2 separate regions of the Homo sapiens genome follow, and region 2 is linked to region 1. A link is a contact called in ENCODE Hi-C data. All regions are on one chromosome and are shown on one strand. The core of a region is the stretch at or near the end of the contact, and the rest is flanking DNA. Distances in the headings are between cores, read along the strand shown. Region 1 overlaps FOXP1 (forkhead box P1). Region 2 holds the start of RYBP (RING1 and YY1 binding protein).

What was found. Hi-C counts contacts between places; a loop is a spot of excess contacts on that map. Pooled maps may share reads with other maps.
Region 2: a pooled map shows a loop between it and region 1 (5-fold over the local background). The contact joins the promoter of RYBP here to the enhancer-like site in region 1. A Hi-C loop is called at or near these places in 2 of 37 single-sample maps with no recorded cell type and 3 of 50 pooled maps.

The regions. Positions count from the first base shown.
Region 1 is chr3:71,389,636-71,394,377 of GRCh38, forward strand. The region is part of intron 3 of FOXP1 (forkhead box P1); the gene reads right to left. Among named protein-coding and RNA genes, the nearest start is that of FOXP1-AS1, 100 kb to the left of the region's middle. RefSeq lists a silencer at 643-937 and an enhancer at 2,618-2,697. Within about 2 kb of position 2,841, at least 4 of the 41 ENCODE cell types and tissues checked have a DNase peak (open chromatin) inside an H3K27ac peak, as active enhancers do.
Region 2 is chr3:72,444,569-72,449,310 of GRCh38, forward strand. RYBP (RING1 and YY1 binding protein) reads right to left here and starts at 2,055. Exons shown (of 4, transcript NM_012234.7): 1 at 1,928-2,055. The coding sequence starts at 2,055. RefSeq lists silencers at 2,372-2,431, 2,492-2,901.

The DNA.
Region 1 (4,742 bases), core at 1,591-4,090:
AATTAAAAACCATTAAAGATAGAATAATTGAGAATACCTGTTTAGGTAACAATGACTTTCTTGAATGCCTCATAACAGAGGTTCTATTTTTAATCACTTTTTTTGCAAAAACTTGCATAATTTAATAATAATTGTGGATTTTTAATTTTTATACATCCACAAGAACATAAAGTGAAAACCATAAATTATACTGACTCCAGCTGTTAAATGTTGGCATTCTGTCTTTAAAAAAAAAAAAAAAAGTTCAAAAATCTGTTTCCTCAAACCAAGGAAATGTGGGAAAAGGCCATCCTGCCAGTGGAAACCTTCAGCAGCAGAAAGCTCAGGCTGCGGTTTCTTGCCGAGGCAGCAAACTCCACTGAAAGAGAAGTCGCTGCCAACTCAAATACTATTTGCTTTCACACCCAAGAACAAACTGTGTGCATGGCGAAGGCATCGAAGGGCTCGGAGCAGCTGGAGAGGACTGCAGAAAGGTAACAGTAGTGTCAGAGCTACTGTAAACTGGTTCTCACTTTTCTATCAGCAAGTTAGCATCCAGGAAAACAACGCAATGCCTTCACCTTGCATCCCAGCAGCCCTAAGTCAGGACCTGCTGTAACTCAAAACCTCCTCTTTCTAAGTCAACAAGCCAAGGGACTTTTCAGAAAAAGAAAAAATCACCCAGACAAAAGAAACACATACTTCAGCAGTGGGATTCTAAGGGCCAAGAGGTTCAGGCTTGAAATGGAGTCATGAGGAATTTCCATATCTCAGTGCGACATGCAACCCACCTTCTCTGTAAGCAGGAAATGCAAAGGAAGTGTTCACTGCAACTTTGTAAACCAAAGGCAGAAAGCTCTGCCAAAGCAAATATCCTTACTGCAAGGCTTCTGCTTAAAAGGTCCTGCAAGTTACAGTTGTGCCTCATGGATGGGCGTCAGTAAGGATGTGTGTGTGTGTGGTGGGGAGGGGGGTTGGGGGGGGCAGTCAAGAATTCTATAGGAAGAGAAAAACAATCCAAGTCTCCAAAAAGCGAAAGGTTTATTCCATGATGACATTCTGTTCCAGTTTCAAGTAAACAAAGGCCAACTTCTTGCAGACATGGCAACTTCTTGCAGACGTGGCCCAAGTTAAAAACGGTTAAATAAGAAAGATTTTAAAAGTTCCTTTGTGCATGCTGCTTTGAAATAAACAGTTCAAATTCTTGTGCAGTGCCGTGTAGTCAGGAAGAGATGAGCCCCCCATCTGAGACAAGCCTCACGTTATCAAACTCTGCCCTCCCCAGGCCTGGCCTGTTGCAAATCCAGAATTAAACACTGTTAATTATTTGCAGGCAAAATCCTTTTCAAAGTAAAAAATCAAATTGTTTGTTCAAAAACTCCTGCTCCATCTAAGTTCCCCCTCCCGCTGAACATCATTACTTCAAAGAGCTCACAAAAATGTCATGGCCTCCAAACATGTATATGAAGGAAATGATGAATCTGTATGAATGGAAGATCTAAGTATTCTCCACTTGTAATAATAACACTCACCTAAAACAAAAATATCACATATTTCCAATTCTAGATTGGACTTTGTCAGGTTTCAATATTAAGAGTCAATTTTATTGACTTCCTCCAGTTTAAATTTAGAAATCTTTTTCTTACTGTCTTAACCACCCATGCCTACTTGCCCCCACTACAAAAAGTTTCATGGTTTAGACATAGGTTGAAAAATCTGCCTAACTAAATAAACAAAGACTGCCTTTCTTTCCAAATAAAAATGAGTTTAAGAATTTGCCTACTGTTCCCCCAAGACACAATCATATAGCAAATTCTCCCACCTCCAAAATGATTGATGTGATGTCTTTCCTTTCTTTCATCATTCCCTACCTTGTCTGGTCGCTGGTGAAAACCAGGAAGCCACAGACACACACTTCGGTCTTTCGCTTGTGCGGGCCTCAATTCTCCAATGCCAGGTTGCTGCCAATGTCCTTGCAGCCAATGGTAAACAGGCCACAAGGTTCAAGTTAACTGCGGAGCGTTACTACACTGAACATCTGGTCATGAATGAACGGATTGCCCACTAACTCTCAGCATTGGGCAGCTGATGAAAAATTCAACATTTTCCTTGTTGGCACAGTTGTTTTGGAGAATTCTCTAGAGCTTCCTGAATTATATTAAGAAAATTTCACTGCAGCAATCTATATCTGTGAGAACAGCTGGTGTTGAAAGGGATCTGCTGCTCTCTCTCTGTGCTGGGGGACCTCATGTTGGATCAGGACACTTTTACTACATTTGTCCTTGAAAACTTAGCCTTCGTTCAGGGGTACAGGGTAAAGCAGGAAAGACAGCTCACGGATGCTGGATTCCACACAGACGAACATCTTAATTCAGAGTGAAAAATCTATTACTCAGTGAAGAAGGCATTAAGATCAAAACAGTTCATTAGAAATAGACCTGTCTCTGAATTTTCTTTAGAAAACATATCTAATCAAAATTATCGTTGGGTTATGATATCAGATTGGTCCTATCAGCATGGCACATTTCCTAAAGATTTTCAGTAGAAAATAATAGTCCTTTATAAAACTCAACTAGATGCAATGTGTCCAAACATTACTTTTTCACCACATAACTGATTTTAAACTCAGCAAAGTGTTTTATTAAACCTAAGGGTGAAACAATTAGAGCAAATCTGATGTAATATGTTACATTATACTCAGCACTGGAAGAGGTCACAGTGACAGAGGTGTCTGAGGCTTAAGAAAAGAAATTCTCTAAAAATATAACAGTCGCGTTTAAAGAAATTAACTTGTTAATGGATATATGTGATATATTACTATTCTTTTTGTTTAAAAAAAAGGAAGTGGTAAACTTAAGTCAAGCTAAATTTAGGCTATTATCTATGCAGCATAAATTTCACTTCTGTGTATAAATGCTAACTTGCATATTTCTCCATGGTAACTAAACTATGATTAAAACAACAGTGAAACCAGCCTTTAAAGCCACCTGTTTAACTAGGAACAACCTAATTTACAAAAATACTTAAACTTTGGAAATTTCATGGGCATCTATATCGTGCTCTTCCCAGTAGAAAGCTCACTTTTCCATGAACATATAATTGCAATGCACTTGGCCTAGGTCGCAATCATTCTTTTTTTAACTAGTGTAATTTTTTTCATGTATTGTTCACGCTAACCTAAGTGGTATTTAAGATTGTAAAGAATAAGACTGTAATAACTCTTTCCAAGAAGAAAGTTATTTTACCGTTTGGAAGGGATTAATTTACCTAGAAAGTATCTTCACATTTTACAAAAAGAACAAATGAAAAAAGTGAGAAAATTCCAAACTGAAATGACTCTTTGAGATGGCAAGCCACATTCAAACTAATTTTTTTATTGAGATAGCCTGATAATTTACTAATGAAGAAATGGGCTATTTTATTGGTGAAATTAAAGAAATAATTATAATATGCCCAAGAATAATAAAAATGTAGGTATAAGCAATATTTTCTTATTTAATTATAAAACATAAAAGTAGGTTTGAATGTGAATCATTTTGAAACCTTAGAATTGGGTTTAGAATTTAAATACTGAAAACCCCATGAAGTTGAAGCATAATCATAATAGGTCAGGTTTGGTGTGAAAATCATGACTCATATTCATGACACATATTCAGAAATGCCTCATACTAAAACTTTATTATAATCAAAAATTGATCCTCAGTTTTTTTTTGTCTCCTGGTCTTTACATGATGTAATGTCTAAGACCACATTTCACACTGTTAAGTAATGATGACTATAGAAGACTCATAATAAAAAAAAAACTCATAAAATGTCACAATTTATAATTTTATGTATACTTGCCTCTCTAATATCATGTACATTTACGCAGTGGATGCTAATTAGATAACAACGGTATTACTATAATGTCTATAAAACCTGCCTTTAAAACCAAATTCCGTTAAAAATAGTCTTTTCAAGCTGACATAGCCCATTTCCAGGGTCATATTTAAAATAATTAGCACCATTGCTAGTAAATGTTCTAATAAAACTTGAAAATGATTTCTAAGCAAAATGCAAAATTCTCTAAACTTAACAAGAAAGTCTTCCAGTAATCTGAGATAATCTTTTGAAAGGGTGTCTGTGAAATCAAAGCAGTTTTAACATTTTAAAGTTCAGAATCTCTAGGGCCACTTACATGGCTCCTGAAAACTACTCTTGGAGAACCTGACCTATGGACTCTCTCATCCCATCTGATTCTTTTTCATTTTTTAAATTTTTTGTAGAGATGGGATCTCACTGTGTTGCCCAGGCTGGTGTTGAACTCCTGGGCTCAAGTGATCCTCCAGCCTCGGCCTCCCAAAGTGTTGGGGTTACAGGCATGAGCCACTGCACTCAGCCCCATATACTTCTTTGACACATACAAATGTCTGCGGAGCAGAGCAAGAGTTTCTGAGAAGCACATGGAAACAAAAGCCAACTATGCCTGCATCAACAATGTCCACTAAAAGAGCCCCAATTTCCAGAAGAGTCACCAGCTCCCAAAGAGCAGAATGTAAATTGTTCATATGCACCAGCCCAACTCCAAGGCAATCAGCAGTTATTTTTAGAAGTCCCGGATTTTTGTTTTCTCAGAACAATGATGAGTCCTCTTTAGAGATACGTTTTTAAAACCAACAGTCAACTCTCCTTTTTAAGCCTCCCCTATTTCAAATCCAATTCAGCTATTGGACAAAAAATCTAGAAGAAAGAATTCCATAGGCAGTGGTCATTTGTTCTTAAAT
Region 2 (4,742 bases), core at 805-3,304, 1.1 Mb after region 1:
AGAGTGTCATGAATGCACACAGTTTTCAGTCCTCACACCTGTTAAATCTGTATTCAAATTCTATTAAATGACATCAGAAAATTACTCGAAGACCCTTAAAGTAGACGCCTTTCCCTGTTCCTGAATAGACTCTAAAATATTTTCACTGTAAATAATTCAGTAGTTTTAACTAAGTTTCAACAGTCATCTGCGGCTCTGAAAAAACTTTAAACATACATACATACCTTTTTTAAAAGTCAACACCTTCCATGTGCTTCCGAAAAATTGATGAGTAAGGTTTTTTAAAATACATGTTAAAAGCTGAAATGCACTTCATTATGAGATAATCATTCCCAGCGATAAATCAGACATAAACTTTTGAATTTGGTTTACGTTTCTCTTCACCAGTAATGTTCTCAAGTTCTTAGGAGTTTCCTAATCATTTACTTGAACACCATCTACGGTAACACTCAAAGCAAAACCACAATAAAGAGGTTTGGCCTCTGAGGGCTTCTACATGTAAAAAACATTACTCATAAATAATATACAATCACTACTGCTTTAAATAACAAATACATTTCTAAAAACTTTCATGCCATTTGATGGAATTCCCTATTTTAGACAGCAAAACAAAATCTATGAAACTACTGATGCGTGTTTTTTACTTTAGATATATTCCATGATAATACAAAACACCGACAAAAATTTCTTAAAACAACGTATGGAGTAATATTTTTAGTTTTTGATTATTTTTATTCAAAGGTATCATCATTTAAAGAGTGCAATTCACAGAAACAATAATTAGGCCAATTAATCTCAGAGTTAGATTATTTTAGGTTGCCCAATAATCCTATTTAATCCCAAGTATAAATAAACCAATGAAACCTTAACATGACATATTCATCTAATCAAAGAACAATATCCAGTTGGAACTGTGAAGTACTACTACACAGTCACACTGAAATGTCACCAATTCAAAAATAAGTACCTGATAAAATGAGACTTTTGGCAATCAACTGTAATGTTCTAAAGGATCCACCAAAAACTCATTCTTGTCTCACACACACACCCAATGCCTGTTCATTAAATGACACCAAGAACAGTTTAACTTCAAACTCTAACGCCAATGAAACAAATTCAGACATAAATTAAAAGATGACCAAAAGACTACATGAGTCTTGACATTTTATCCAAGTATTTATGAATGTTAAATCTAAAGTAGTTAACTCGTTTTAACATCACATGCAGTTTACGACCTTCATCAAAATGAAAAGGAATTCTTTCAACATTCTTTTCATCATCACAGAGCTTTAAACACAAACTTCCACAGTCACTGCTCATTTCACCATTTTACAAAATCGTCCCCCATCACCACCCCACATAAGCTAGTCAAAGAAAAAAAAAACTGACAGCTCAGTCTCCCACAAAATGCACTTACTTTATCAAATACCGACATTTATTTTCAAGTGCAAGAAAGTAACAGACATTTGCAGCTCAAGACAGGAAAAGCACAGCCAGCCTTACTACCCCCACTAAATTTCTCAGACAAGAGAAAAGTAACTCGGGACAGGCAAATTAAAACCATTCTACACATGGCAAAAATATAAAACATCTATGTCCTACAATCCATAGCGATAGTACTGCTTCCTCTCTTCCCCAGCCAATACCAATAAGCCAATAGACACAAGTGTCAAATAAATCCAGTGTCCGTTTGAAATAAAATGAAAACCTGGAAAAATTCCCTCCCATAAATCATTTAGCGAACACAAGGCTTTTCACCCAACACTTAATACACTCAACCCAAAAACACACACAACCCACCCGCAAATACAAAAAAAGCCGTAATCAACAAGTTGGAAAAAGGGCAGAAAGTAAGGCTCACTACCCTCTCACTTAAAAAAAAAAAAAAAAAGTCCTTTAACAAAAGGTAACACAGATCTTCAAGTACCTGGTGGAGGTGCCTTTCCTCACATCGCAGATGCTGCATTTAAAGGCTTCAGCACTGTTTCTGAAGGTGCAGACGCTACAATCCCAAAACCCTTCGTCTGCGGCAGGTTTCGCTTGTCTTTTTGGCCTTCCGAGGAGTGGAGAGTGGGGGAAAAGGGAGGGAAGAGGCAGGGAGCAGGAAAACGGGGGAGAGACAGCAAAACACAGACGCGGGTGAGCCGTCGTAATTTCGCAGGAATCCAGTGCTGGAAACTTCGCTCGGGAGACCACCCACCCACCCTTTCCGGGGACTGGAAGAGAGAGCGAGGAAGGGAACCGGGCGCCCCCACTGGCACCCTGCAAGCCCCGGGCCCGGGCCGGATAGCCTCGCACACCAGGCGGTGGCGGCGGCGCCCCGGGAAGGGCCGCGGCGGGCGCAGGAAGCGGGCGGACTTGTGGACTTGAGCGTGGGGCTGGGGGGGCCGGGAGGGGAGCCGCGGGCCGGATCTGGAGGGGGCGCGCAGGGGCAGCCCGAGGCCGGCGACGGGGAGTGGGCCGGCTCCTTCCCTCTCCACTCCCAAGCTCGCGCCCTCCCTCCCTCCCCACCTGGTTAAATCCATCACAGTCTCCGGACGAGACTAGTCCCCGCCAGCGCCGCCTCCGCCGAGTGACTGACGAGGGGCGGGGCCTGGCGCCGCGCGTCACGCGCCGTGCGGCCAATGGGAGGGCGGCGGCCGGCGCCGCGAGGGCGGAGGCGGGGCGCGGGGGAAGGCGGGGCGTGGCGGACGTGGGCCGGGCGGTCGGTGTGCGTGCCCGGGAGTGTGTGCGCGCTGGGGGCGCGCGTGCCTGTCGGTGGCCCCGCGGCCCGGCGCGGCGGAGCGTGCAAGCCCGGCGGGGCGCACGTGGCCGCGCCCGGGAGCTGGCAACTGGCTTCGGGCCCCGCACGGCGCCCCGTGAGGCTGTTGCCGGGACCCCGGCCCCGAAGCCGCCCCGGGGAAGTAGTTCCACGCAGTTTGCGCGCGCCGCGGGAGCTTGCAACAGCCTCACCGCTCGCAGCGCCTCGAGGCTTGCAGTGCCCAGGGGCCGACAAGGTCCACCTTTGGACCGCGTTCCCCCGCGCCCCTCTGTTCCTCTGCCATGCGGAGCTTTGTATTTGCCTCTTCTGAAGTCCCTGCGTCCGGCCGAGACGCTGGCCCGAAGCCCCACTCCCTGTCAGGCCCCTGTCGCGGGAGGGAACAGTAGAGAAAGGGCGTGGCATAACTAAATGCCCCCAGGCCAGACTCTGAGCTTCTGCTGGCGGACTCCTCCTGGGATCCTCCTCTCCCCTAGAGTCTAAATAGGGCGTTTCCTTAGGGAAGTTGCTATTCAAATTCTGGCGACCACATGCCCGCATTAAAACCTCGTGCCTCAGCTCCTTCATCTCCAAAATGGGGCTCATCCTCCCAGGGTTGTTTTGAATATTCGGAGAAATCAGGCATGGAAGGTTCGCTGATGGATGCCTGGTATTCACGAAGGACCAAAACAAGATATTGGGTATTAGGAGCTATTATAACTGGGCCTGAATTGTGCACCATTTCCCCCGCGTTCGATTTTTGAAGTCGAGGAACAGGGTAGTGCCCTTCACTTTCTGCCCTGCTCCAAAAACGCTTGCCAAATTGACTTGAACGTGACTCAGGACCCTCTGTCCTCAGGCAGGGAGATCTGGTAGGAGGACGACCCCAGATGATAAAAGACACAGACGCGGCTGTGCTGAAGCCCCAGGTTAGGGGAGGGACGGAGTCTTAGAATGCTGCTAGGAGTTGGGGCCCGGGGGTGGGGGGATTGGAGTTAAGACAGACCCTCAGCCAGGTTTATATGCAAATATAAAATAGGTTGTTATCAGGACTGCCCCATGGAAGGGAAGCATATCAGGGCTTGCCACCAGGGAAGCTCACTGAGACTGAGCACCCAGGGAGCAGAAATTCCTAGAGATCAGTCCAGGGATCAGAAGGGAGAGAATAAAAGAGAGAATGAATGTGTCAACAATAAGTTTGATCAGCACGCAGTGTCCTCTCCAGGCAGGCGCACCCAGGAGGGCCAGGAGAAGCAACACTGTTTAGCAAGGGTCAGCAACCTCTCAAGGCCTCAATGCCACAGCTGCCTCCTTAGGGGAGGGATGAAAGAAGGAAGAGGAAGAGAGAGGGATAGCGTTCTAGGGGTAAAAGGGCCGTAGAAAGCCAAAGGGTACGTACACAAGCCATGGCCCAGTGCAGCTGCGCCATGGAGCAGCCTTGGCCTCTGGTGTCTCCCTGGCATGCTCCCAGGACTCTGCCCCTGGCATGAAGGTCGTGACAGAAACGGGGCACTAAGAAATCCTCACTGGAAGAGTGGCCTCCGGGGAGGTAGCTGGGAGCCATAGTAGTGGAAAGGAGACTTTGTTATTATTCTATACATAGAATAAAATACACAAATTTTCACACTGCAGCTTAGTGCATACATCTACACCCCTCTTTCCACCATTAGAACAATAAAACATTTTATCCTCCCAATGAGTCATCCCTCACTTAGGTAACCACAATTCCGACTTCTGTCACCAAAGATTAGTTTTGCCTGTTCTTTAAGGTCATATGCAGGGGTCATATGGTCTGTACTCTTGTGTCTGGCTGGCACCTTTCGCTCAGCATATTTGTGATATCCATCCACGTTGTTGCCTACATCAATAGTTCATTTTTGTTTGCTTAAGTGTGTAGAATTCCATTGCAAATACACTGTAATTTATCCATAGGAGGTTGACTGTTTTAGTATGTCGTTTTGTATCTTTGTCTTGTGTTATCTTTTCAAAAAAGAAAAAGTTTTTA